Regions from separate parts of the Homo sapiens genome. Here region 2 is linked to region 1. Evidence: read pairs that join two places in POLR2A ChIA-PET (ENCODE). Cell type or tissue: OCI-LY7. All regions are shown on one strand. Each heading gives the region's core, and the rest is flanking DNA. Links, peaks and the distances in the headings are about the cores only. Region 1 has its middle 12 kb from the start of KCNA10. Region 2 has its middle 63 kb from the start of RBM15-AS1.

Region 1 (13,862 bases), core at 1-5,000:
AGCCAAGATTGGAAGCTAGGCCATCACAACTAGACACTCCTCCTCCCCACAAAATCCCATGACCTGCCCACCAAGCCTCACCATTTCCTTTACTGAGAATTGTTTGTACAAAAGGAGAGAGAATATTTGGCTTTTAGATATCTAAGCCAGGGAGAGGGCAAGAGAAGGAAAGAGTCACCTTCAAAAACTGGAACTGTCCAAGCCGGTGGTGGCCCTGGAGTCCCAGCACTGGCATCTGAGTCCACCCTGGGGGCTTGATTCCACATGGGCAGGGGGTGTCTGGTCATCAAACCCAGTTGTCTGGGGAGGATGGCACTGCCTTGACACTAAGTTTTAGACAAATAAGTAAAAATGTTTTGTCCTTGCTGTAGGTGGTAGTTGTATGGAACTCTTGTCTGGATGTAGTGGTAGTCTGGATATGGAAATAAGTTTCTAAAAATTTAGATAGGCTGGGCACAGTGGCTCACACCTGTAATCCCAGCACTTTGGGAGGCCAAGGCAGGTGGATCACCTGAGGTCAGGAGTTTGAGGCCAGCCTGGCCAACATGGCGAAACCCTGTCTTAACTAAAAATAAAAAAAATTAGCTGGGTGTGGTGGTGGGTGCCTGTAGTTCCAACTACTTGGGAGGCTGAGGCAGGACTCTCTTGAACCACTCCAGCCTAGGCGACAGAGTGAGACTCTGTCTCTAAATAAATAAATAAATAAATAAAAGTTTAGATAAATTTCAGGATGTCAGACTGGGTTCTTTTCCAGCCCTGTCACTCATTAGGCCACGTGACCTTGGACTTTCTGGGTCTCAGTTTCCTCAACTTAAATTAGAATACACAAGAACTTCCCCCAGAGGACTGTCACAAGGAGTGAGATAATGAGTGTGAAAGTGCTTTGTACAAGATATGCTACGCAGGAGTAGTATTATTATTAGAGGAATGTGAGCGTGCTGAGAAACATTCAGCACCTGGGAGGGCGGGCCAGGGAGGACAATTGTACCTCCCTACAGCCTGTACCTTGGTGGTAGGAAACTAGGCTGGGTGGTCCAGGGGTTGACCCAGTGTGGGAGACCTTATATTTTCATGTGTGAAAAGGCTCACAGCTCTATTCCAATGTGCCCCTTTCATTTCACCCATGCCCTCTGCTGGTCCAGCTCCACACTGGCAAATTGAGATCACATCCTATAACATGCATTACCCCCTGTGGTTGATAACCTTCCAAAATGGCCTCCAGTAATCCCTGCTTCCTGGTCAGCATGCCCTTGTGTAACCCTCTCGTCTTGAGTGTGGACTGGATTTTGTGACTTGCTTGTAACAAATAGAAGACACCAAAGCAATGCGTTTGGTTTGCAAAGCCCGTGGATTCTGTCTTGCTTGTACTCTCTCTTGCTTGCTGTAAGGAAGCAAGCTGCCATGTTGTGAGTGGCTCTATGAAGAGGTCCCTGGAGCAAGGACCTGAGGATGACTTTCAGCCAACAGCCAAAGAGGAATTTCCTCCGCCTCCAGTCCAATAGTCCAGGAGAGACCAAATCCTGCCAACAACCATGTGAGTGAGCTCAGAATCTCCCCTCTCCCGCTGCAGTGGAGTCTTGAGGTGACAGAAACCCTACCCAACATTTGGATTGCAGAGAGGCCGAGAGCTCTAGGAACCAGCTAACCTGTGCCTGTATTCACTCCCAATTCACAGAAACTGTATTCACTCCTGATTCACAGAAACTGTGAGTTGTAAATGTGTGTTGTTTTAAGCTATTAAGTGTAGGAGTAATTTGTTACATGGTGATAGATAACTAATGCACACTGTAAAGTGTCATTTGACATTAAGGAACTGCAGCATCATTACAATCTCAGTTTACTAAATACAACTGAATATCAGCTCTGTGCCAAGCACATGGTGCCTTGGGGTTCTGAGGCCATGACGATGAACGAGGCAAGACCCCAGCCTCCAAGATCTCACAGAGGGCAGGTAGACACCAAATGGGCAAAGTGAAGAGCGGAGGAAGCAGAGCAAGCCTCATGCAGGAAGGGGTGTTTGGGGTATCTTGAGGGATGAATAGGATTTCAAAAGGCAGAAATAAGGTGAAGGGTATTCCATGCGGGAAGAAATGTGGGTGGTGCAAAGCGTTTTCAAACATGTGACACTGAGCTGATCACAGATGAGAAAAAGTTGGACAGATTCAGTTCCTCTTTTCTGCATGAGGTTAGCACTAGGCAAAATTGGGAAGCTGCATCTTTACACAGCTTGCAAGCAATGGTGAAATAGAACAGAATGGTCAGGCTAGTGTGGGACCTGTGGCATGTGGAGGCGGGGGGCCATAGAAAGGAAGGGGGACCCCATAACCTTTACCTGCCTGGGTAAAGTTACCTGGGCTCAACCATCCTGGCTCTCCTGAGACAGCACTGCTAGTGGAGGTGGCTTCTGGCGGAGGAGCATGGAGACCTGCAGCCAAAACCCTCAGTTCGAATCCTGGCTCTGCCAAGTTGCTAGTTGTAGCATCTTGGGAAATTACTTTGACTGCTTTGCGACTCCATTGCCTCATCTGTGAAATGGAGCTAATTATAAATCCTGCCCCACAAGGTGTCATGAGACTAAGTTAGTTCATTTACATTAACTATTTTAGAATAGCGCATGGCATGCAATAAATATGTTACTGGTATTTTTTCAAGGGGCACAATCTGATCTTTGTATCATCCCTTTTTCTTTTTCTTCTTCCTTTCCTTCCTTTATTCCACAAATACTTGTTGAGCAGCAGACACCGTAGTGGGATTATGCACCAGACACTGTGTGGGGATTATCACATTAAAGAGACACAACCATGACTCTCAAAGGGTTCACCACCTTCAGGCGGGTTTTTATCCTAGGCTTTAGCCACCTTTCACAGAGTGTGGGCTGAGCAGAAATCTTCCGTGGAAGGATCAGGCCACCGTCTACCTGCATTCTACTTTGCACAGCACCTTTTACAGTTTGCTAAGAAATATCATGTATTATCTTATTTAATTCTCACAGTCATATTGGGAGCTTGGTATTGTTTGTCGTTGCTATTAACAAATGGAGGAACCGAAGTGTAGAGTGGGTAAAATAATTGTCCAAGGTCATGAAGCCTTTGGTGGCAAATTAGACACAAATATTTCCCACGATGTCAACAGTTCTTTTAAACAGGCTGAGGGTGAGACAGATACCTTGTGGAGGATTCAGGTCCACCAGGCAGGGAGGTCTGATTCCCCAAATGGGGGCCTCCTGGGGTGCCGGTGTCTGGCTGGGCTGCCCGCTGGTTCTGGACTTGGAATTCAAACCATTTCAGAATTCTGAGGCATCAATAATCCATTTTAAAGTTAAACAAGATGCCACTGTAAGAAGACATTTTTAGTCTCAGAGGGTGGCAATCTGACTTCCAGATTCCAGTGAAGTCCTTTCTCCAGATGGACGTGTTTGTCCAATCCATGTCCATCATCCCCCTGCATGGTGGAAGGCACCACAGGGCGTGGAGGAAGGGTGGAGGATGGCGAAGAGGGTGTGCATGTCGTGTGGTGGGGATTTAGTTCTTGACTTCAGGAGTCCTTTTCTGAGAGTGCAAAGCAGGAATCAGGACATTAAGAAATTCTAAAAGGTGACTCAAGCAGTTGAATAAAAGCAGCTTCATTTTATAAATCACCAGTGGGAGCCATTCCAGAACCTACCCAGGTGCTCTCCTGATTGAAAACCAACCAGCTGGAAGAGGGGAGAGAGGGAGGGGAGTAGACCCCAGTGCTGGAGACTTGTGAGGCCTGCCCAACACCACCACCCCCAACCCTGCTCTGCCCACCCACTCCTTGCCTGCCATGTCTTCCCCTCTGTCCTCATTGCAGGGAGACAGGGGGAGGTCAGGGAGGCTGGCTGGGAGCCCGGCTTCTGCTCCCCACTCTAACCTCTGCCACCGTCATAGGACAGCTCTGTGGTGGGGTGCCCTCTATGCCCATGGGCGGTGGTGGGTTCCACTGAGGAGTCGCTGCTGCTAAGCCAGGGAACATGATGTCGTGGGGCCCACACAGGCTCTGACAGTGCTGGTGGCTGCTGCTTTTCCTAGCTGCATGACTTCAGGCATATGACAACGTCTCTGAGCCAGTTTCCTCATTTGGACAGGGACGATACTAATGCTGTGGGTTAAATTTACACCCCATGCCCCCTCCAAAAAAGATGCACTGGAGTCCTAACCCCCAGTACCTCAGAATGTGATCTCATTTAGAGACAGGGTCTTTACAGAGGTAATGAAGTTAAAATGAGGACATTACAGTGGGCCCTAATCCAATATGATAGGTGTTCTTATAAAAAGTAGAAATTTGCCACGCCTTTAATCCCAGCACTTTGAGAGGCCGAGGTGGATGGGTCACGAGGTCAGGAGATCGAGACCATCTTGGCCAACATGGTGAAACCCCGTCTCTACTAAAAATACAAAAAATTAGCCAGGTGTGGTGGTGCATGCCTGTAGTCCCAGCTACTCAGGAGGCGGAGGCAGAAGAATCGCTTGAACCCGGGAGGCGGAGGCAGAAGAATCGCTTGAACCCGGGAGGCGGAGGTTGCAGTGAACCAGTGAACTGAGGTCGCGCCACTGCATTCCAGCCTGAGTGACAGAGCAAGACTCTGTCTCAAAAAAGAAAGAAAGAAAGAAAGAAAGAAAGAAAGAAAGAAAGAAAGAAAGAAAGAAAGAAAGAAAGAGAAAGAAAGAAAGAAATTTGGACAGAGAAACAGACACATATAGAGGGAAAATGGTGTGAAGAGATACAGGGAGAAGATGGCCATCTACAAAACAAGGAGCCAACCCTGCTGGCACCTTGCTCTTGAACTTTCAGTTTCCAGAACTGGGAGACAATACATTTCTACTGTTGAACCCACCCAGTCTGTGGTACTGTGTTATGGCAGCTCTAGCGAGCCAACACAGGAATACAACATCCGGCCCATAGGAAAGACTAATGTTCCTTGGGGTGGCAGGGAGGGGTCCTTCTCCTGTCCTGCCCCCATTTTCTCAGTTTCTGAGAAGCTGTTCTTGGCCAGGTCCTGCTCAGCGGGAGGCAGCTGTGGTGTCAGGGAAAGGCCTCAGGCTCGGGTCTCTGCTCCAGCACTGAGTAGACGGTGTGCTGGGGCAGGCATTGACCTTTTCAGAATTTCTGTTTTATCAACTCTAACCTGGGGCAAATATGAAACCTCCCTGAACAACTTGCAGGGTGGCTGTGTGGTTCAAATGAGATAACCATATACATGAAATCATTTTATAAACCACATTGCATTAATTTCTGTGGCAGCTGTTTCTGTCATAGGAGAGAATTCTGAGATTGACAGAGAGGTGTCACAGACGAGCTTGGGAACAGACATTCCTGCTTTGCTAGGAATTCGATGCTGCCCTAAGGGGCCCACGGTGGCAGAAGGCCAGTAGCCTTGCTCACAAGTGTTGCTAGTACTGCCTCACCTTGGGTTCAGGTATGCTGCTACCAAGTGGCAACAGGAAGCCTGCTTACATTTTGAACCTTTTTCTTGAGATGCCATATGTAGGAAAAATACTATTTATTTAGTGCCTGTTCTATGAAGTGGGCTTCATATTTGACAGTTTTTTTTTTTTTTTGAGACGGAGTTTCATCCAGGCTGGAGTGCAATGGTGTGATCTCAGCTCACTGCAGTTTCCGCCTCCTGGGTTCAAGGGATTCTTCTGTCTCAGCCTCCCAAGTGGCTGGGAATATAGGTGTGCACCACCATGCTGGCTAATTTTTGTATCTTTAGTAGAGATGGGGTTTTGCCATGTTGGCCAGACTGGTCTCCAACTCCTGACCTCGAGTGATCCACCCGCCTCTGCCTCCCAAAGTGCTGGGGTTACAGGCCTGAGCCACCGCGCCCAGCCTCATTCAAGCTTTTTAGAGAAGCCCCTTCCATTTCCAATGTGCTTGACCTCAGGTCCCCTGGCCACTTGCCTTCTATTCTTTGGTGTGTTATCCCAAAGACGAGGAAGAGAGCCATAGAGCCTTGCTTCTTTCTCCACAATGCAACAAGGTTTCTACTTTCTCGACAATGAAGTCAGATGCCCCCTGCCCCCTCTCCAAAGGGAAGCATCTTGGCGCTTTGTTCTTCTGATCAATAGGGAGATGCCTTGTCTCTCTCTGGCCAGAACTGCCTCCCTGACTTGAATTTGTGTCCAATGCTGGACTGACTTCCCTTCTGGGCTGCTAATTCTTTTCCAGTTGAATGTGACAACATCTCCAAGTGGAGCAGAACACTAAGGTGGAAAATGAACTTCTTTAATCAAGCCCTCAGCACTCAGGCTCTGTCCCATGACTGGTCAGAGACTGCCCACACAGGGCCAGTTTATCTTGGGCTTGAATAAGCCGGGGAGTGCGAGGGTTGGCTTGCTATTAACTCAGAAGGAGAAATCACGGAGTTGGAGGGTTTAAGCTGAGGCAGGCCTCAGACCCACCCACAAGGAGGGCGAGGGTTTCTGGCTGATCTGAGAAGCCCATTTCCACTCCTCAAGGGCAGAGAGCCCTCTTAGTTGGCTCTGTATCCCCAGAGCCAGCTTTGGCATCTGGCCCACGGCAGAAACATGGTGAATATTTGAGGAAAGAACAAGAGCATCATCTATACCCTGAGAAAGTTAATCATCCAGTGCACGGTGAATGTTAGTTATCTCCTCCTGCGTGGAGTCTCAGAAAAAAACAGAATGATTCAGGTCTGCACAGAAAATTCCGTGCCAAGAAATTACTTCAGCCCAAACTCTCCAGGTAGATAGGTCGCAATTATTGTCATTGTAGGGCATGTGAGGGAAGTCAGGGGAGCCTCTGATTTGGCTCTCCGGTGGCCTCGGTTCTCCCTTGGGTCGTCCGTCTTTCTTTCCCTTTTTCTGTTTCTTGCTTCATTTGTTGAGCATCTATTAAGCACCAGACACTGTGCTGGGACTGTAATATTAAAGGGCACAGCCATGGCTCTGGCAGGGTTCACAGCCTTCAGGTGGGTGTATCCTGGCTTTATCCTTTCAAAGAGTGTGGGCTGAGCAGAAATCTGCTGTGGAAGGGTCAGGCCACTGTCTACCTGCATCCTACTTTGTGTAGCACCTTTTACAGTTTGCTAAGGCATCTCAGGTGTTATTTTATTTAATTTCCACAATAATCTTGGAAGCCTGGTATTATTTATTGTTGCTGTTAACCATAGAACAACAGGTAGGGGTGGGAGACATGGGGGATGAGAAGGAGATGGCATAGCCACACCCTGAGTTCAGAAGAGCAGAAGATCCCATCTAAAATTCCCAATGATGGCAGCCATTCTCTCCCCAGGCATCTGACTGGCACCTCAGTGATGGGAGTGAAATAGCATTTATTATCTGGTGACATTTCGCAGGCAGCTTTTTACCTCCGCTTCCCCTGAGATGTGATAACAAAAGATTGTCTGATCTTCCTTTTACCCATCTCCCCAGCTCCCTACCACCCCCAGTTCCCTTTCATCCCTGCGTTTGAGGGCAACTGTTCTTCTGTCTCGAGGTTGGGCTGGCCAGAGCAAACATAGCTTTCCCGGGGGAGACCAGGCCATCTTTCTTCCTCTTACTTCAAAGGGGCTTTGGAACGCTCCACCCCATGGGCTGAACAGAATGTATTTCATTTTTTAGGAGGCTGGAATCAGCTGCCGAGAAGGGCAGGGGCACCTTGGGCTCTCCTTCCCTTCCCCATCTCCAGGACTCAGTAAGGAGGGAGGGCATGAAATCTCAGGCTCCTGGGCGGGGCTGGGGAGGCCGGCCTTGTCACAGGCAGGAGGGGCCGCATTCCTTCCTCAGCAGCTGGTGGAGCTGGGCCTGAGCAGGACTTCCCCAAAGGACTGAGAAGGAAGCCTCCACTCTGTCGTCGCTCTCTGGTGAGGGGCCTGCTGAGGTGGGGAGGCCCAGCAGAGTCAGGGTGTGGTGGGGAGGGGCTTCCCCATTGAATGTCCAGAAGAGCTGCCTTGAAGGTTCAGTTGCTCCACTGGAACTGAGACAGAGCCTTCTGAGAGACCTTCAGAGCTGGGGTTTCCCAGAGGAAGGCGTCTTGGGTCTCTTTGCCCTCCGGGAGCCCTGCCCACCAGGAAGAGCAGCCTGCAGGGAGGAAGGCAGGCAGCTTTCTCCTGAGCTGGAGAGGGACAGCCCTGAGGGCTTCTTCCCCTGTCAGAAAACCATCCCCCTCGCTTCTCAGATGGACGTTGGGGAGAAGACGGCAACAGACCAGATCTCAGCAGATCACTAAACAAACCAAAGCTCCTAATACAAAATCAGATTCTCCTCCCACCCCCATATATTCCCTGACCTCCCGGCAGGCTGGCAGGCCTCAGCGCTGGTTTGTCACCCTTAGGAGGGCAATGGTCACAAGCCCAGATGCCTTCTGGAGCTGGCAGGCCAAGTGTCAGGGACACCAGAGGGAGGGCAAAGAGGATGGTGACCTGGAGAGCAGCCTCTGCTATTGTGGTCATCCAGGTTGGCCAAATCTTCTGATTTTCCAACGGAAGTCAGAAATACATTTTACAAAATTTCTGTGATGAAAAATTTCAAGCATACATAAAAGTGGAGAGAATAGTAAAGTGAGCCCCCATAGACCCCACTACCTGGATTCGATGATTATCAAGATTTTGCTGCCCTTGTTTCATCTATCTCTTTAAAAAATAAGATTAAAAAAATGAGAACTCTCCAGGCTTTTAAATGTTGGCTCAAAATTTTGGAAAGCACATGTGAGTTTCATCCTGGGGGCAGCTGCAGGCAATGCTGCTCAGGGGAGCTGGGTTTCTACTGTGGGCCAGGAGCGTATGGGGGCCCTGGGCCAGGCCTCCCCCATGCCCCATCCCAGCTATGCCCCAGGCTTCAGGGCCCATGCCCATAAAGCCTCCAAGGGTCACTGCAGTCACACTTCTCTTGAAAGGGGAATAGGGATGGGAGACTAGGGGTGGGGCAGAGTGAAATCTTACTAGGCATATCGGTGGCTTAATTTTGTCTCTTTAGGGTATAGGGAGGGAGAGCTTAGAGGCGCTATTCTTTAATTCAAAAGATATTTATTGTGCACCTACTATGAGCTATGACGGGTTCTGGGAATATAGAAGCGGACAGACAAAAAATCCCTATCTTTTGGAGTTAACATTTTTATAAGAAATTATAGATAATTAGATACAAAAGTGATTATGTGTATGTGTGTGTGTGTGTGTGTGTGTGTGTGTGTGTGTGTTTATATATTCCTACAGGTTGAGCATCCCAAATCTAAAAATCTGAAATCCAAAATCTTAAAGTTTTTGATTCAGAACATGATGCCTCAAGAATAAAATTTCATACTTGACCCCATGTGACTGGTCACCATAAAAATGCAGGTGCACGACACACAGTGGATTCAGTGTCCTCAAAGCAAAAAAGACCCTTCACCTGCAACACATCTTTTGTGCCCCTTTTCAGATGCACGGATGCCCACAGCGTAATAAAATGGCACGTGCGCAGGCCAGACATGCCAATGGCAGGTTCCCCACAATGCCCCACATGAGGCCAAGATTTACGTGCATTACTCACTGTGTTGTTTTGTTTATTCTCTGCTCTGTGTAAAGATATTGTTGAAAATGTCAAAAAGGCCTGTATGATGCCCTTAGGGTAATGCAAATATTCCAAAATCTGAAACAAACAAACAAACAAACAAAATACCCAAATCAGAAACATTTCTGGTCCCAAGCATTTTGGATAAGGCATACCCAACCCATAAACGTGTGTGTGTGTGTGTGTGTGTGTGTGTGTGTGTGTGTGTGTGTATGTGTATGTGTGTATATATACATACCTGCCGCATGGAGGATGCCTGCCTCCAGGGGCACAAAGGCTGACCAGCAGAGGCAAGCTGAGGACAGTGGAGAGAGGTGACGCTGTGAGCTCTGAAGGTGGAGTTTGGATCTCCAGACTCACTGGACCTAGGATGATGACTGGCTCTGCTGCATTTCTCAGTCATGTGAGCCAATAAGGTCCTCTCTTCTGTTTCAGTTTGAGTTGGATTTCTTTGACCTGCAACCGAATGCGTCCTCCCTAATATATTCTTGCACCAGAGTGTACATCCTCAGTGAGTGCCTGAGGGAGTGTGGGGAGGGAATTCCTGCAAAGCAGAGTGAGGGCTATGCAAGCCCATCAGACCAGCTGCTGGCCAGCCTGTGAGAGCAGCGCAAGGGAACCTTGTGTGTGAGCAGCATTTTGGGCGGCCAAGGCTCCAGGCCACATTGCATTGGCAGGTCTGTGCCCACAAGGTTGCCTCAGAGGTCCTGCTGAGCCTTCCACCTCAAGTGGCTTAACTCCTCTAAGTGGCCTCTGCGTAGTGTGTGCCAGAAAAAGCTTATACAGTGAGGGGTGGCTCAAACCTCAGCCACTCTGCTGTCCCAGAACCTCAGGGAATGATGCTGGCCTGTTTTATGGTATCAGCATCTTTGGTTTGGCTGTGAGTGAAGGTGAATTGAGGGTGACAATATAAAGGTTAGGTTCTTGACCAAGAAGGTGGGGCATAGGACAATTAGGGAACCATCTATGTATAATCATCACCTCAGTTTTGTGCCCCCTCCATTTGGGGTTCCTAGGATGACTTCCCCACTGATATGGTTTGGCTGCGTCCCCACCCAAATCGCATCTTGAATTGTAGCTCCCATAATTCCCACGTGTCATGGGAGAGACCCTGTGGGAGGTAATTGAATCATGGGGGTGGGTTTTTCCCATACTGTTCTCATGATAGTGAATACGTCTCATGAGATCTGATGGTTTTATAAAGGGGAGTTCTCCTGCACACGCTCTCTTGCCTGCTGCCACTAAGATGTGACTTTGCTCCTTATTTGCCTTCCACCATGACTGTGGGGCCTCCCCAGCCATGTGGAATTGTGAGTTCATTAAACCTTTTTCCTTTATAAATTACCCAGTCTCTGGTGTGTCTTTATTGGCAGTGTGAGAACAGATTAATACACCCACAATATGCCACAAAGAAATGTTACCTAACTTTTTGAAGCTTTGGTTTTCTTATCTGCTAATGGAAATAATCCTTACTTTATAGTGGTTGTTAAGATGAAATGAAAAATGTGTAAAGCATTTAGAATGTTGTAATTGTTTATTAAATATGATGTTATCCTCACCACTACTTCTGTCTATGCCCCACATTATTAATTTATTAAATCTTTTTTTTTTTTTTTTTTTTGAGAAGGGGTTTCACTCTGTTGTCTAGGCTGGAGTGCAGTGGCGCAATCTTGGTTCATGGCGACCTCCGCTTCCCAGGCTTAAGCAATCCTCCCACCTCAGCTTCCCGAGTAGCTGGGACTACAGATGCCCGCCACCATGCCTGGCTAATTTTTGTACTTTTTGTAGAGATGGGTTTTCGCCATGTTGCCCAGGCTGCTCTCAAACTTCTGAGCTCAAATGATCTGCCTGCCTTGGCCTTCAGAAGTGCTGGGATTATAGGAGTCAGCCACTGTGACCAGCCTGCCTATGTTTATTAACTCTCTCTCTCTCTCTATCTGTATCTATCTATCTATCTATCTATCTATCTATCTATCTATCTATCTATCTATCTGTTTTTTTTTTTTTTTGAGACGGTGTCTCACTGTCTCCCAGGCTGGACTGCACTGGTGTGATCTCGGCTCACTGCAACTCCGCCTCCCAGGTTCATGCCATTCTCCTGCCTCAGCCTCCTGAGTAGCTGGGACTACAGGTGCCCGCCACCATGCCTGGCTAATTTTTTGTATTTTTAGTAGAGATGGGGTTTCACCGCGTTAGCCAGGATGCTCTCGATCTTCTGACCTCATGATCCGCCCGCCTCGGCCTCCCAAAGTGCTGGGATTATGGGCATGAGCCACCGTGCCCGGCCTATTAATTCTATATTTATACTGTCTTTGAAATCAGCTGCCTTCTGCTTAGGGTCATTCCCTGACTCAGATTGCAAAGGTAAGCCCTATACTTGTTTGGGTAGTGTTAATTGGTCCTCAGGAAAGCTTTTAAAGAATCATAGTTCCTTTCATTTGTGTAGTGCTTTACAGCCCTAAATTGCTTTTAGTAAAACTCCATCACTGAGTCCTCAGCCTGTGAGGCAGATGTAATTTTGTCCATTTTTCAGATTCGGAAGTAAGCTCAAGGAGGTTGAGCACAAGTATAAGAATCAGAGAAATAGGAATTCCAGCAGAGGGTGGGTCCTGAGCAGCCACTCTGGTGGGCTGTGGAGGGCCTGTGATCCCTATTATGCAGGTTGGGTGAGGGAGGACAACCGGTGGGGCCCGGAGCCTGCTCCTTGTTGGGGTGGAGTGGGTGGGGAGAACATTACCATGTTTGCTGCTGGTTAGGTAATTTTAAATCTCTATTTTCTACTTAAGGAAACTGAAGCTCATTGCTGCCCAAGTCATACAACTAATATGAACTTAGCCAGGTCCTTTGACTCCAAGTTTAGAAGGTTTTACCCTTAAGTTTCAAAATGCTTTATGGTTTATAAAACTTTTGAAAAGGGAATGATGAGGCCAGGCGTGGTGGCTCACGCCTGTAATCCCAGCACTTTGGGAGGCTGAGGCAGGTGGATCACGAGGTCAGGAGATGGAGACTATCCTGGCTAACACAGTGAAACCCTGTCTCTACCAAAAATACAAAAAAATTAGCCGAGCGTGGTGGAGGGTGCCTGTAGTCCCAGCTACTCGGGAGGCTGAGGCAGGAGAATGGTGTGAACCCGGGAGGCAGAGCTCGCAGTGAGCCGAGATTGTGCCACTGCACTCCAGCCTGGGAGACAGAGCGAGACTCCGTCTCAAAAAAAAAAAAAGAAAAAAAAAAAAAGAGAGAGAGAGAATGATGAGCATAGCACAACTGTTAATTCTAAATTGCACAGTTCTCTGCAAAGACAGCTGGCATATTATGATGGAAAAGAAAACACAAGCTTTGAAAGCCCTTTGCTAATTGTACCACCCCTTGAAAATGTCTTCTTGTTTCTCTCACGTTATTTGCTTATTTTTACTGTGAAAATTAAAAAGGGCCCTTTTGCTCTATCCAGCATCTTTATTCAGGGGCTATAAAGTGCCTGCCCCACAGTAGGAGCTCAGTAAATCTTAACTCACTGAATGAAGGCCTCAGGCCTTGCTCTGCTCCTCCTAAAGGCAGGGCTGCCCCAGCCTGGCTGCTGACAAGTCCTTTCTCCGCATGGGTCGAGGGTCCTCATGGGTCGAGGGAACATCTTCCTCTCTGTGCTCCACACTGCCCCTCGCAGCCCCGCTCTGCCTTCCCCGCCTCTCTCCTTTTTCTCTGTCAGTGAGTCATCTGGGTGCTCCTCTACAGACAACAGATCTCACTGCAGACAGGAGGCTGGGCAGATGTATGATGGGAGGGGCTCCCATAGCTCTTCTCCTGCTCTGGGTGGCTAAGAAACCGATGACCTAGTGTCGGTGCACAGAGACAGTGACACCTACCCCACTGGGAATGGAGGGCTTGCCTCTGCAGCTGCAGTCACTGGCACCAGCCTGAAGGCAGGGCCTGCTTCCTGGGTATCAGAATCTTATGATTGGGCCTTCTAAGGCTGTGAGGGTAACTAGATTAGCCAAAGAAGAAGTGGCTCCTCTCCGCCCTGCTCTGCCTGTACTCTTCCTGGCAGGGCCTCAGGAAGAGAAAGGCTAGGGCTGCAGGCCCTGGGACTCCATCTTGGCCTCTGGGGTCACTGGCCCAGCCTGTCCTGGGGTCTGATTATTCCACTGTGTTTGCAACATGAGATGGTGTAGGGCCAGCATGTGGCCCTGCTGCTGAACACAGAGTCAGTGGGAAGGAGAAGCCAGAGGCCCCTGGAGAAGCAGCCTCCCTGATCCCAGGAGAGAATCAAGCCTGTCTGCATGACCACAGCTGCAGCTTGCTTGCCCCAGTGGAGACCACTCTGGTTAGGAAGCATGA
Region 2 (15,556 bases), core at 10,544-15,543, 220 kb before region 1:
TCAATCAATTGTTTCAATTCTCCAGCCCCCTGGCTGCCAGAGTGCCTTTAAGAAACTCTAGCCTTGGCCGGGTACCGTGGCTCACGCCTGTAATCCCAGCACTTTGGGAGGCCGAGGCGGGCAGATCACGAGGTCAGGAGATCGAGACCATCCTGGCTAACACGGTGAAACCCCATCTCTAATAAAATACAAAAAATTAGCCAGGCGTGGTGGCGGGCGCCTGTAGTGCCAGCTACTCCGGAGGCTGAGGCGGGAGAATGGCGTGAACCCGGGAGGCAGAGTTTGCAGTGAGTCGAGATCGCGCCACTGCACTCCAGCCTGGGAGACAGAGCAAGAGACTGTCTCAAAAGAAAAAAAAAAAAAAAAAGAAAAGAAAAGAAAAAAAAAGAAACCCTAGCCTTGGAATTCTCGGGAAGACAGGCTTGAGAAGTTTCTCCCGTTCTGCTCATGTGGCTGGCCCTGAGATTTTATTTTTTTTTTTTTTTGAGACGGAGTCTCGCTGTGTCACCCAGGCTGGAGTGCAGTGGCGCGATCTCGGCTCACTGCAAGCTCCGCCTCCCGAGTTCACTCCATTCTCCTGCCTCAGCCTCTCTGAGTAGCTGGGACTACAGGCGCCCGCCACCACGCCCGGCTAATTTTTTGTATTTTTAGTAGAGACGGGGTTTCACCGTGGTCTCGATCTCCTGACCTCGTGATCCGCCCGCCTCGGCCTCCCAAAGTACTGGGATTACAAGCGTGAGCCACCGCGCCCGGCCTACCCTGAGATTATTAAGCTCTTTCTTTGCTGCAACAACCTGCTGTTCTCATTGTTTTCTTCAGGGCAGCAGGCAAGAAGAACCCATCAGTCTGTGACAGGGCCATCTTTTCAGAAAGCAAATCTCCCTGGGCCTTCCTGTAGCCTGGTATTTTGTTTTTTTCATTCAGGTTTATTAAAGTGCAATTTACACCAAGTAAAATACAACTCAAGATTTTTGACAGACACGTCAGTTGAGTAACCACCACCACAATCAAGATACAGAACAATTCCATCACCCCAAAACATTCTCTCATATACCTTTAAAGCCAACAACTTCCCCCATCGCCAGCTTCTCACAACCACCAATCTAATCTGTGGTGGTTTTATTTTTCTCCCCTCTGGTTTCGCCTTTCCCAGAATGTTACATAAATGAAATCTGGAGTCTGGCTTCTTTCACTCAGAGAGACTCAGCCATGTTGTTGCAAGCAGCAGTAGTCCATTGCTAGGTAGTATTCTGAAGTATGGATGTACCACAGTTTATCAGTTCACCAGTTGAAGGACATTAGAGTTTCAAGTTTGGGGCAATTATGAATAAAGCTGCTATAAACATTCATGTAGAATTTTTATGTGAACATATGTTTTCATTTCTCCTGGTAAATACCTAGGAACGGGATTTATGAGTTGTAAGGTAAGTATATATTTAACTTTTTTTTTTTGGTTACCAGATCTCAGGCAAGAGGATATATTTAACTTTTAAGAAACTGCCAAACTGTTTTCCAAAGTGGCTGTATTATTTTGCATTTCTCCCAGCAGTGTGTGACAGATCCAGTTATTTTGCATTTTTACAATGTCAGGTATTGCCAGTTTCCCCATTCCAACCTCCCTCCGTTCTAAAGATGTGTTACATGGCACTTTTGTGATCTATTTTTGTGCTGCTTTTTCTCAAGTGGCAGTCCTAGAAGGCAGGAAATGGGATTTGTTTATTTCTATATTGCCTACACAGAATATATCAGGGTAGGAGCTCAATATATCTTTAACACATGTATGAATGAACACATGAAGCTTTCTAGGTTGCTTGGCAGTTTCTAGAGGACAGAGCTACTGATGCTCCATCCTTCTCACCTGGAAAAACACTGACGTCCAACTGGCTTCCCTTGGTCATGAGCAGTTCCTGATCTACCTCTGTCCTCACCCCTTGTTGAAGTCATGCCGCCCTCAGACTCTCCTCTCTGGGTCCTTTCTGTTTGGATGTTGCCTGCTGCATTGGCCTCATTCCTCTGGAAATAAGCTGAGTGCAGAGAGGACCTTCCCCTCCAGTACCAAGTTATGGTCAGCAGATCCCTCAGGGAACAAGCTACTGGAAAGATTTAAGGACTGCGTGATTAAGAGAGGGAACAGCCATGAAAAACAGTTGCATCTGCCTGAAGATCAAACCAAAGCTAAGGAGTTGGATGAGGCTATACTAATAATCTCAGGGTGGACTTAGAGGCAGCCTGATGACCCTGTCCACATAGGCACTGCGAGTCTTACAAGTTGTCCCCATATGTGTCTACTGAACTTCTTTAGGGAGATAAGCTGCTGACTGGAGGGTGTGAGCACAAACCAGGAGGCTGAGCGAATGACCTTCAAGAAAGGAACAAACAGGTGCAAGGGAGCTGGTTGTGAGGAAGATAAATAGAAGCAGTATGTGCAAGGGAAACAAGGCTACAAAGGTGGGAAGGGATTGCCTCCAAAGTGGGCCTGGCTCTTCTCACCCAACCACACTGCATCAGAGGTGAGCAGCCTATCAGGGCCTGAGGTCTGAACACAGGATGCCTGGCCTACCCTCAGTTGCATTGCATTTTTCAGCCCCTGCAGACTGGCTCTGCGGTGGCCTCAATTCAGAGGTACACATTCCAGGACATTGGAGGAGTCTATTGATGTGGAAGATCAGCTCTTCAGTAGATTTAGACCCTGGGGGGCTGAATGGAACCCTCTTGAAAGATCTTTTCAGGAAGGCTTGGAAGCCAATGGAAGGATCCTGAGGATGACAGTTCTGGAGAGGGTAGAAATAGAAAACAAACAAACAAGGAATGACTCTCCAGAGTCAAAGGCATGCAATTCTCCTTGTGTGAACTGGCAAGGGCTAGATGCCACTCAGACCCTGGAGAAACTGAGCAAAGAGAAAAGAGAGGTTAAACCTTCAGAGGTGGGAAGGTTGTGAGAGTTCAGGGCATATTCCTGGAGGTGAGTATAGCTGAGCACTGATGGTGTGGTTGGGTGAAAGCTGGATAACAGAAGGTCAAGAAGAAAAGAGCACTAAAGATCATCTACTCCAAATTCCCTCTTTATACAGGGGAGAGATCTGAAGCTTAGGGTGGGGAAGGGATAGCCCACAGTTACATTGCTAGTTAGTAGTAGAGCTAAAACTGGAACCCAAGTCTCTGGACTCTTGAGAGTAGTTTTGAATCCTGGCAGCTCATTAGAAAAATCTAGTCTAGAAAATTTCTCTTAAAGAGCAAAAAGCTAAGTATGGGAAGCAAGACTCATGTGAACCCAGATCTGTTTGGACTGGTTTATTCCTATCCCAAATACCTGCACTTGTGTAGCCTCTGATTACAGGGGCTTAAGCTTGTGAGTTCAGTGCCAGCAGACAACTTTCTCATTCTTTAGAAGGCCATTCCAACAAAAAGTGGGCTAGCTGCCTCTGGAAACATTTAGGTCCAGTTTTGCTAGGAAGCAAACAATCATGTGGGGGCTGTTTCTATTGCAGGGTGGGGAAGAAGGGGGTTGAGGTGTGAGGTTGGGGAGGAGACTGTCCCCATCGCATGCTTTGGGAATCTTCCCTCTTGCTGCCAACTGTACAGTGACTCTGAAAAGCATCTGAAAGAGGAGGAGGAGGAGGCTCCGTTCACACATGAAAGGCTAAGACTCACTTAGGTTATAACACACACTCACCCATAATTACCCCATATTCCTCTAAATTGTCCACACCATGATGGACAGATCCCCCCTTCCCGCCACAATTTTCCCTAAAGTTGTGGACCTCTGATGACCTCGAAACTGATCTAACATAGTAATTTTGTTCTGGGGTACCTGGCCCACTCCATCTTCTTCTGTGATCTGTCTTGGATTGTAAGCCCTACTGAAGGGACCAGCTGGACTGCCTTATGTGTTCTATGTGACCATCCAGCTACAGCTGGTTGGACCAGAATCAGATCCTGTCTCAATGTTGAACAATCTATTGGCTGGTCAGCAGCCAATCAGATTCACCCTCTTGAGAATTTCAAGTATGTGTTGCACAGCCAGAATGCAATCAGAGCTCAAAGGTTACTGAGGGTTGGGAACTTTACCTACAATCAATGCTGTAAACAGGCTGAAGTCATTAAGAGGCAGAGATGCTTCTTGAACAAGCTGCAGAGAGAAAAATGGCCCAAATGTATGAACAGATGAGACCATAGAGACACCATAGAGGCCCCAGAGAAAGAGAATCAAAGAGAGGGACTATAAGTCATTTCAAAGAGGGCTTGGATGGCTATGAAACCAGAGCTCTTAAGGTTATAATAAGATTGAAATTTTCCATAGGATGCTGTAGTCACACAATAGTGCTGTTTTCTTGAGGAGACAGAAGACTTAGCCACTCATAATCATGACATCTCATTCATAATAATCCATGATTGGAGGTGTGGGAAAGTGAATAGGTATCTTACAGTTAGGGTGAGAGAGGAAAAGAGAAAAAGAGGGGTTGGGGAGAGAGAGACAGAGAGAGGATACCTTGAGCCCTAACAGTTCAGATTTCCCAGATGCAATTTTCAAAATGATACTGGCTGCACTTTATTTCCATGAGCTGTCTTAGAACCTTACAATGACTACCTTGTTCATTTTGGTTTGCTTTTCTGTCCTTTGCATGCAGTAAATTCATCCTAAAATTCATTTATCTAAATGTAATCTGATTTCCTTGTATTATAAAAATGCTCACTCCCAAGTCTCCAAGGGATAGTCCTGGAGTTGGTTGTGGTGTCTATGTAAATCTCCGCAGTTCCCCTGACAATTGGCCTTGGCAGAATGAAAGACCATTAAGAAGCTGAGCAAGGAGAGGAAGGAGGAAAGCTTCACCTCTGTAACTGCATATAATGTTTCCTGGAGAAAAATGGACCCAGGAGCTGAAAGAGGGCATCTAGTTAGAGCTACAGAGTGCCTTTCATTGACCTGGTGTGGTCCCTAGAGAGAAAGTGCTGTGTGTTTCCTCAACTGGTTCCTTTACTCATTTATTGTACATAGATATGGGCCTGACCCTAGGCTTGGTGCTAAGGAAGCAGATAAATACAACACTAAACCTTCACTAAATCATGAGTTTCTGCTCATGGTTTAGTGGAGACACTTTGGCATTCTATTGGTACTGCAACAAAACAGTCTGCCTTCTGTGAGAGTTATTTATCTCTGTGTCAGTCTCTTCTTTGAGACGAAGAGTCTGGAAAGAACAGGGACCCTGGGTTATCATCTCTCCTTCCCTCCGCTGACACTAATGCCGAGCCTGGCACTCAAAAACTGACCAGAGAATTGGCTACCAGGTTTGGGCTGTGGATTTGAACTGTGTTGCTCCTCCCTGCCCACTGATGGCCACCCTGGCCCTCTCCAGCAAATCGTGGAACTATGTGCTCCTGGTCACAGTGGGAGGCTAAGGAGCATTGAGGAATGTGGGTGAAACCACTCAAATTCATTCTGGGGGAAGAGCTCAAAGCACATGCCCACTGGATATGGGTGAGTGGTGTCTGTAGGGAGGTGCCCTGGAACTTATAGATAAAGCCACTCACCTAGGAGTAGAGCAGGTAGCAAAACTAGTTGTCTCTAAGTTCTCTGGATGCCCTGAGTTTTCTGAGGGAGTCATCCAAATTTCAGAGTCTGCACTGGTGGTAGAGAGGTCTCAAAACACTCCCAGAACCAACCCAGGAACATAAGGAGCTTCCTTAGGACTAAAACGTTATTAAGAACTTAATGTGGAAGTCATAGACAGAGCAATCAGGCAACAGAAAGAAATAAAAGGCATCCAAATTGGAAAAGAGGAAGTCAAATTATTTCTGTTCACTGATGATATGATCTTATATCTAGAAAGCCCTAAAGACTCCTCCGAAAAACTCTTAGATTTGATAAATAAATTCAGTAAAATTTCAGGATACAAAATCAACATACAAAAATCAGTAGCATTTCTATATGCCAATAAAACTCAAGCTGAGAAGCAAATCCAGAACACAATCCCATTTACAATAGCCACCAAAACAAAATTACCTAGGAATATATTTAACCAAGGAGGTAATACTATTCAGCCATGAAAAAGAATGAAATCCCAATGAGGAAAACTACAAAACACTGATGAAAGAAACTGTAGATGATATAAACAAATAGAAAAATAACTCATGCTCATAGATTGAAAGAATTAATATTGTTAAAATGACCATACTGCCCAAAGCAATCTACAGATTCAGTGCAATCCTTATCAAAATGCCATTGTCATTTTTCACAGAATTAGAAAAAACAAGCCTAAAATTCATATGAGACCTAAAAAGAGCCCAAATAGCCAAAGCAATCCTAAGCAAAAATAGCAAAGCTGGAGCCATTACATTATCTGACCTCAAATTATACTACTGGGCTATAGCAAACAAAACAGCATGGCATGATCATAAAAATAGACACAAAGATCAATAGAACAGAATTTAAAAACCCAGAAATAAAGCCACATACCTACAGCCAACTGATCTTTGAAAATGTCAACAAAAATATACACGAGGGAAAGGATACCCTTTTCAATAAATGGTGCTGGGGAAATTGGATTGCTATATGCAGAAGAATAAAACTGGACCCCTGTCCCTCACCATATACAAAAATCAATTCAAGATGGATAAATACTTAAATGTAAGGCCTGAAACTACAAAAATACTAGAAGAAAACCTAGGGCAAACTCTTCTGGACATTGGTCTAGGCGAAGAATTCATGACTAAGACCTCAAAAGCACAAGCAATAAAAACAAAAATAGACAACTAGAACTTAACTGAAATGTTTCTGCGCAGCAAAAGAAATAATCAACAGAGTGAACAGACAACATGCAGAATGGAAGAAAATATTTGCAAACTATGCATCTAGTAGGATACTGATGTCCAGAATTTACAAGGAACTCAAACAACAACAAAAGCAAAAAACAAATAACCCCATTAAAAAGTGGGCAAAGGAAATGAATAGACATTTTCAAAAGAAGACATACAAATGGCCAAGAAGCATAGGAAAAAAATGGTCAACATCACTAATCATCAGGTTTTAATGCAAATCAAAACCACAATGAAGTATCATCTTATACTAATCAGAATAGTTATTATTAAAAAGTCAAAAAAATAGATGTTGGTGAGGATGCAGAGAACAAGGAATGCTTATACACTATTGGTGGGAATGCAAATTAGTACAACCTCTATGGAAAACAGTATGGCTATTTCTCAAAGAACTAAAAATAGAACTACCATTTGATCCAGCACTTCTACTACTGGTTATCTACCCAAAGGAGAAGAAATCATTATATAAAAAAGATACTTGCATTTGTATGTTTATCACAATAGCAAAAATAGGGAATCAACCTGAGTGTCCATCAATGGAGGACTGGATAAAGAAAATGTGATATGTATATACCACGGAATACTATTCAGCCACTTAAAAAAGAATGAAATCAGCTGGATGTCCCTGTAATCCCAGCACTTTGGGAGGCCGAGGCGGGTGGATCATGAGGTCAGGAGATCGAGACCATTCTGGCTAACACAGTGAAACCCCGTCTCTACTAAAAATACAAAAAATTAGCCAGGCATGGTGGCACACGCCTCTAGTCCCAACTACTCAGGAGGCTGACACAGGAGAATCACTTGGACCCGGGAGGTGGAGGTTGCAGTGAGCTGAGATCACGCCACTGCACTCCAGCCTGGGTGAAAAGAGACTCCGCCTCAAAAAAAAAAAAAAAAAAGAAGAATGAAATCATGTATTTTTCAACAAAATGGATGGTACTAGAGACCATTATCTTAAGTGAAAAAAACTCAGAAACAAATTCAAATACCATATGTTCTCTTATAAGTGAGAGCTAAATAATGTGTACAGCTGGACACAGAGTGTGGAATGATAGACACTGAAGACTCTGAAGGGTGGGAGTGTGGGAGTGGAGTGAGGGATGAGAAATTGCTTAATGGGTACAATGTACATTATTCAGGTGAAGGTTACACTAAAAGCCCAGACTTCACCACTATATAATATATCCATGTAAAAAAAGCTGCACTTATATCCTTTCAATTTATACAAAAAAAAAAAAAAAAAAAAAAAGGACCTTAGTGTTCTGTGACCTTTATACGTGAAGAATGGGTTAATAGAAATAGCTGGGTTTTCATGGTGTTCAGGCAAACAGGACACCAGGACCAGAGAGAGAAAGAGAATTTCAGTGTCTGCAGCTTTTTCAGAAGGAGAGGGAGCCCTGCCTAGTCCTCATGGGTACCTGGACTTCTTGGCAGGACTTTTTCTGGAGTGAAGACATAGGTACCTAGCTCCCATGGCATAATATATTGACCATCAAAAGCATAAACCAACCTCCTGTGCCCCACATTCTGCCTCAGGACCATCCAGTCCAGCCTGTTTGGGTTCTATTTCTCATGACAATTCTGATTTACCATCAATCTCTTAGGAGGCTCATTGGCATGTGTTAGTCCTATAGGGCATCTAAATGCAAGAGCATCATCTTCAGGCAGAGAGAGCAGGACATTTTGTATTCAACACATCTTAGAACAGCCCCAGGAGCTTAGTATCTCATGCAGGAATAGTGTTATCATGTCACCAAGCCAAAAACAAACTAAAGACTGACAAACATGGACCTCCAAGGGGAAGACTGCAAAAGTGAGTTGATAACAGACAGTTGCCCCCAGAAGTTCTCAACAGTGCTGAGAGCCGGGTCATATGTATATACCAATACCACCCACACATTTTTCATTATCAGAGACTCAGATTTTACCAAATTGCAAAGGACATATAAACTGTCTTCTGAAGCCTCTGCTTTCAGCATTACCTTCCACCCCACATCCCGCTGAAATCTAAATTTAGCCATCTGTTTTCACCATTCCAATAATCACAGGGACTTAGGCTTACTTGATAGGGGTGATAATGTAAGTGAAGTCAAGAAAGAACACACATCATTAAAAATGTTCAGGGCCAGCCAAATGCCTTTGAAATCACTTGCTTTTTAGCTGGAAATGTGAAATAGCATAGTGGCAGCAGGTCTTGATGCCCTCATCAGGAAGATAATAGAAATGTAATGCTATTCCCTGTGTCACTTTTAATGCCACGGGCAACTCTGGGCTCTAACAAATTAGCATTGGGAAGTCCTTTTCTTTAAGAAAGAAGAAAATAAGTTTTATTGGTGAAATGGACAGCCCACCACATTTCTTATTCCATCACCTTACCTGTCCCTGAGATAGCTCATCTGCTACCAACCTTGGAGCTCTTCCTCTCTAGATGAAACTTAGGGCCTTCGTCTTCCTTCAATACCAAGATCTATAAAGTCTGACATTCAAGTCAGTGGCACTGCCATGGGAGCTGAGAGTGACAGTGCTTCTATCTCCAAAACCTGGTACACGCTGTTCTAAACCAGATTCCAGGAAGGTCGGAGTGGGAAGTAACATCATAAAAGGCCCCAGACCCAGTACCCCCAGGAGAGGGGACAGAAGCAGAGCCCTCCTCCAATTAAATGTAGGCTAACTCTAAAAGGTTTTATATAGCTGTGCAAAAGTTGTATGATCTCACTAGGTGCAGATTTATAAGACCCTTTCTTTTTGTGTGGGGTGTTATTAGAAGAATTCTTGGGCTGGGCATGGTGGCTCATAGGCCAGGCACACTGGCTAATGCCTGTAATCCCAGCACCTTGGGAAACTGAGGCAAGATTGCTTGAGCCCCGGAGTTTGAGAGCAGCCTGCGCAACTGGCGAAACCCCATCTCTACAAAAATACAAAAAATAGCCGGGTGTAGTGGCATATGCCTATAGTCCCAGTTATTTGGCAGGCTGAGGCAGAAGGATCACCTGAGCCCAGGAGGTCGAGGCTGCTGTGAGCTATGATCGCATCACTACCCTCCAGCCTGGATGACCGAATGAGATCCTGTTTCAAGAAAGAAAAGGAAGGAAGGAAGGAAGGGAGGGAGGGAGGGACGGAAGGAGGAAAAAAAAAAGAGAATTCTCCAGGGAGAGTCACCAAAGAACATACTAAATGTCCCTTGGGCAGATCACCTTTCTGGACCTCAGTTTCTTTATCCATAGATTGAGATGATATGAGTCAATGGTTTTGAACCAGGGGTGACTTTGCTTCCTGGGGACATTTGGTAGCATCTGGAGATGGAGGTGTTTTGGGTTGTAACAATGAGAGGGAGTATGCAGTGCTACTATCATCCATGGATGCTGCTGATCAGCCCCCAATGCACAGGCTCTGTGTGCCCCAACAACAAGCAAGTATTTGGTTTAAAATATCAATTGTGCCAAGGTTGAGAAACCCTGGAGTAGATGATTTCAAAGTTCTCTCCCACTTATAAGAATATCTTCCCTTTGGTGTGAGTATTAAAAACCCACGTGAACATGTATAATTGGGATCCCTGAGTTTTAATGGCAAGGCCCAAAATTTATTTCAGGTACCAGGAAGGTGCCCTGCTTCTGTGCCTACGTCCTGAACTCACCTTCCTAGCCAAGCAGACCCAGGGCCATCTGCTGCAATCGTATCTGTCATCCCGGGGTCAGCAGAACACCCATCATCATGGAAGGCATTCCCAGCTAGAGAAGCTTGATGGGAAGTGGGGACAGAGGTATCACTTGTCACTGGGCTTTTCTCACTGCCAGGTTCCTCTCATTATCTGGTGAACTCTGTTCCTGTCTGTCAGCATGCCACTCAGGGGCCCAACTGCAACCTTTCTTCCGTCTCATGTCTATTTCTTTCCTCTTCTGGGACTTAGGTCTGCCGGCTCTGAAGACTCACCTTCCCCAGGGGTGGGGAAGCTCTTCATCACTCCACCCACCAGGCTTGGATTCATAGTCCTAAAGAGATTCAAGTTGTGGGCTTTTCTTCCAGGATATAAATGCAAGGAAAGGCTTGATGTGCATATCAGTGGAACATCTGTGCCACTTCTCTTTCCTGCACCCATGGCAGACATCACTAATCATCACAAAACCTTTCCCCATTGAGCTGGAGCATGGCTAAACATGGCTCTCTACAAAGCCACTTCCAGTTGATAGAGTCGGCATTCTGATTTTAACCAACTCGCCATCCTGTTCTCTGAACCATCCAAGTGAAGATAATAAGGGTTGGGAGAGATAATGAATGAAATGAGATTCTCAACTAGATTGTAAGTTCCTTGCGGGCAAGGGCAAGTTCTGTCTCATTCACTTGTCTGTCTCCAGTATACACAGGAGAGACCCAATAAACATTTGTGGAATGAATGAAGAGCCTCCCATGTGGTCTCCCTGAGATGCACACTCCCCACCTGACTCCCTAAAATTGGAATGGACTCCAATTCATAGCTTTCCATCTGGACTAATGCTGGATAGAGTGATCCTGGGAAAGGAGAGATTTGAAAGAGCAAAGATGATATAGTGAGCTCTGCTCTCAGATGTAAAAGGGGAATGCAGGACTGATGTTTTCCATTATTCCTGAAAGAGTGATAATGGCTATGAGAGAGAGCTTTGAAAGAATCTGGTACCTGTGTCACTTCTCCATGTTAATTTTTTTTTTATTATCCCCTTCCTGGTTCCCTGTGGGCTTTAGGAATTTTTTTTTTTTTTTTTTTTTTTTGAGATGGAGTCTCACTCTGTTGCCCGGGCTGGAGTGCAGTAGCACGATCTCAGCTCGCTGCAACCTCCACCTCCCGGATTCAAGCGATTCTCCTGCCTCAGCCTCCCCGAGTAGGCACCCGCCACTACGCTCAGTTAATTTTTTGTATTTTTAGTAGAGACGGGGTTTCATCATGTTGGCCAGGCTGGTCTCAATCTCTTGTGATCCACATGCCTTGGCCTCCCAAAGTGCTGGGATTACAGGTGTGAGCCACCGCACCCGGCTGGAATGTTTAGGCTATCATTTATTGAGTGCTGTGTTCCATCAGCTTTGTAAACATTGACCCACTAGATGATCACAATAGGTTGGTTCTCTTTTTAACCATTTCGCAGAAATCGAGGCACAGAGAGGTTAATTACATGCCTATGATGGCCAGCTAGAGGGCGACTAAGTTCAGGTTCATACCTAGGCCAGTGTGCCTCCAAAGCTGGTCTTTGTAAAGCCCTTCAAACAGAGAGATTCTGCGTGCTTGTGCTTGGTGGCCACAGGGTGGGAGGAGATTGTGCTCTGTCTCCCTGCCAAGGTTGAAGACTCTGGGGGAGGGAGTGGCAATGGGAGAAGCTAAGGGAAGGTGTCTTCCCTGAGACCTTAGGGAAGGCGGAAACAAGTCCCGTGAAATTGGCCTGGATAGGAAACAGGTCCTCAGTCTACAACTCTGCGAAACCCCTGAGGACAGAGGCCCAGCTCAGAGGCCCAGGTGAGTCTAGCCTGGTCCGCTGCCCACAATCCCCTAATCTCCTGCTACACCATCGCCTAGTTATCTACCCCAACATTTGGGTGGCCAGATTTAGCAAATTACAGGATGGCCAGGTAACTTTGCAATTCAAATAACAACAAATTTTTTTTCAGTATAAGTATGGCATATTTGGGACAAATACTAAAAAATTATTTGTTGTTTATCTGAAATTCATATTTAATTGGGTGTCTTGTATTTTATGTAGCAATTCTATCTACCATCCTTGGCCACCTCCCACACCATCCCCTGGTCTGCTGCCTTGCTATTCCCAGTGGAAATTCCTGGCCCCACGTAGACCAAATTGCTGTGTCACATTCCCTACCCAGAGCTGCCCAGTGATCTTTACCCAGCTTAGTTTCTCCAGGAGCCCTCCTCGAAGCAAACAGTTGCATCCCTGAGGACAGGACCGTGAGCATCCTGCCCCAAGTCACTCAGATCCTCCTGGGGGTATTAGGTTCAGGCTCCCTGTGGTGGTGGTGGTGGTGGTGCGGGGGCTTCTGGATAGCAAGGTAAAGAAGCTAATGAGACAAGAAACCTTGCCTCATAATTTGGAAAACTTCATCACTTCCCTGGCTCTGGGCCAAAGCAATCATTTTAAGGTGCTTGGAGCGGGGAAGGGGGACTGAGAGGAGGGTGGTTTGCTGTGGGTTTCTCCTCCCAGACTTGCCAGCTGCAGACAGGATATGGTTAATGAGCTGTGGAAGCAGAATTCACCCAGGAAATGATGTGGGGCCACCCTACACCTGTTTCCAAAGGCTGTGGAGCTCCAGGCTTGGAATGAGTGAAATCTGAAATCTTACTACCTATTTGGGGGCTCCCACTCCTCTCTTCAGACATAAATACAGAGATGGGAAAGGACTTGACAGGAACCCATGGACTGAGGAAGATAGCAATGGGGGCGGGAAGGGGGAAGGGGAATTAGAGGAGCTGTGCTTTCTTTATCTGACTCCCCACATATGTAAAAACACACACACACACACACACACACACACACACACATACTGCACTTACAGCTCAGGAGCTGGGGAGCTGAGCTCTCATGCCTATTCTGTGGCTCATGGTGAGCCAGTTGCTTCCCTTGTCTAGGCCTCAGTTTGCTCATCTATAAATTTTAGGAGAAGGGCTAGAATCTCTCCGGCCCAGCCTGCAGAGGTCCAGGAATTTGGTATCCCCACCTAAGTATGATCTCTCTGAGAGCAGGGACTTGGCTTCAATCTCATGGATGACTGATCACTCAGAACCCAGCCAGCCTCAGGGAGAGTCCAGCAATGCTGGCTTCTGCTGCTGCTGCTGTCCCTAGACCTGAAGACTGGCCACAAAACCAGAGGCATTTCCCAATGTGTGAGCCGGGGCCTTCCCAGGCTGCGCTGGCAGAGGCTGCAGGGGAACCAGGAGCCTAAATTCCCAAGCAGGCAAATTACCCACTGAGCACCCTGCACCCTAGTGCCTAGGGACCAGTCCAGGAGACAGGGCAGAGGAGGACACATCTGCCAGGTGGCTCCCAGGGTCCCACCCCCGAGTCATTCTCATACTCAGTGCCACTGTTAATGCCTTCCGCTTTAGCTTAATTAAGCCATCTGCCCACATTAAATGGTAAATTATCTCAATCACTCCCTGGATCCCAGAGGGGAGAAAGAGATGAAAGGAAAATGTCATCCCTTGAGTGGAGCTGGAGGACTCTGCCCCACCTGTGATGACTTCTCCCTCAGTGAGAGACAGCCTCCAGTGTTTACAAATCCTTCTGTGTCCTTGAAAATCTAACTCCACCTGTCATCTCTCTGCTTCTTTCTCTTCCTATAGGGAGGAGCGAGGCTCTTACATGTCTGACCATGGGTAGGAAAAAAGATGAGAGCTTTTCTGTTTTTCCTCTACCTTAGGGGTGCTTGAGTGTCTGTAATGTTGCTCTCTTCCAATAAGCCTGTTATTTTTGCACCCCTGTCAGCTCTCAGTTCTGCTGAGGAAGCACTGTGCTCCCACTGAAGTGACCTGTGAACACCACTCTGCTCTGCAGGCATGTGGCCAGAGGCTGGAGGATGGAGGGATCTCATTACAGGCATCTGTGGGTAAGTGGGGAGGTGTCTCCCAGGGTAGAAGCACCTTCTTCGAAGGGTTGCTGTGGACCAGGGGATGGCCCTTGCTTGGCTTTGCAGTTCCAGACATTGGATTTATAAGCATGCTCGTAGTTGTTCAGGTTCAAGAACCATTGACTTACAGTCACTAAATCCCTAAGAGACTGATGAACCTGAGTCCAGTAAAAAACTGGGAGACATGACTTAAGAGAGATTGACTCACAGTCACTAAACTTCTAAGAGACTGAGTGTCTTGGTTCATTTTGTGTTGCTATAGCAGAATACCCAAGGCTGAGTAATTTATAAAGAAAAGAGGTATATTTAGCTCATGGTTCTGCAGGCTGGGAGGTTCAAGAAGCATGGTGCTGGCATCTGCTTGGCTTCTGTGTGGGCTTTCTTGCTGCATTAAGACATGGTGGAAGATCAAAGGGGAAGTGGACATGTGCAAAGAGGTAAATTTCAAGGAGTGTCCTGGTTCTATTAAAGCCCACTCTCAAGGGAGCATTCCTGTGAGAACTAGTTCAGTCTCACAGAGAGCAAGCGCTGACTACCACCAACCATTTATGAGAGATCTGTCCCCACCTGTCACCGGGCCCCACTTCCCAACACCGCCACATTGGGGATCAGTTTCAACATGCATTTTGGTGGGGTCAAACTCAAACCATAGCACTAAGGAGCCCACGGTAAATGTAAAATGGTGAGTATTCCTACCAAGTATTCCCTTTTTGGTACCAAGCTTACCCAGAAAACTAATAATCAGAAGATTGCTTACTGAGTTCAGAACAAAGAGACATTAGGTCAGGGGATAGGAAATTGTGATTAACGATGTCTGGTCCAGAGCCACTTGTCTCTCTCAGTGGAAGTGGAGACACACTGACTGGTTGTATTATTTGACTGCCCCTTTTCTGGACGCCTAGCAGACCCAGATCTTCAGTTGCCCTAGGCTTCCTTCAGTCAGACTGGGGACTACTGACTGGGCCCCAGCTCTCTTTAGCTACGTTTAGTCCTGACGACTTTTTTTGGACTTGGGTACTTCCCAGTCTCTTCATTATGCATTTACAAAGCATCATTTAGAGTGGGTCTTTTCTATGAATTGTTAATGCTTAGCTGTTGTACTTTCTTGAAAATGACTGAAGTCCCAGGTTCTGTTAATCTC

The links. Peaks named below come from ENCODE experiments on the same cell type or tissue, not always from the same donor. Only the 100,000 strongest peaks of a DNase experiment are listed, where the experiment ranks them.
Region 2: POLR2A ChIA-PET joins it to region 1 with 18 read pairs; 2 of 35 experiments call an interaction of 5 or more read pairs at or near these places.

The regions. Positions count from the first base shown.
Region 1 is chr1:110,500,435-110,514,296 of GRCh38, forward strand. No RefSeq gene overlaps it. Among named protein-coding and RNA genes, the nearest start is that of KCNA10, 12 kb to the right of the region's middle. In OCI-LY7, for the core only: no CTCF peak of the experiment used is centred there; a DNase peak (open chromatin) is centred at 2,187.
Region 2 is chr1:110,268,261-110,283,816 of GRCh38, forward strand. It overlaps a transcript of KCNC4 not described here and the pseudogene LOC124900436. Among named protein-coding and RNA genes, the nearest start is that of RBM15-AS1, 63 kb to the right of the region's middle. In OCI-LY7, for the core only: CTCF peaks have their summits at 11,968 and 12,191; no DNase peak of the experiment used is centred there.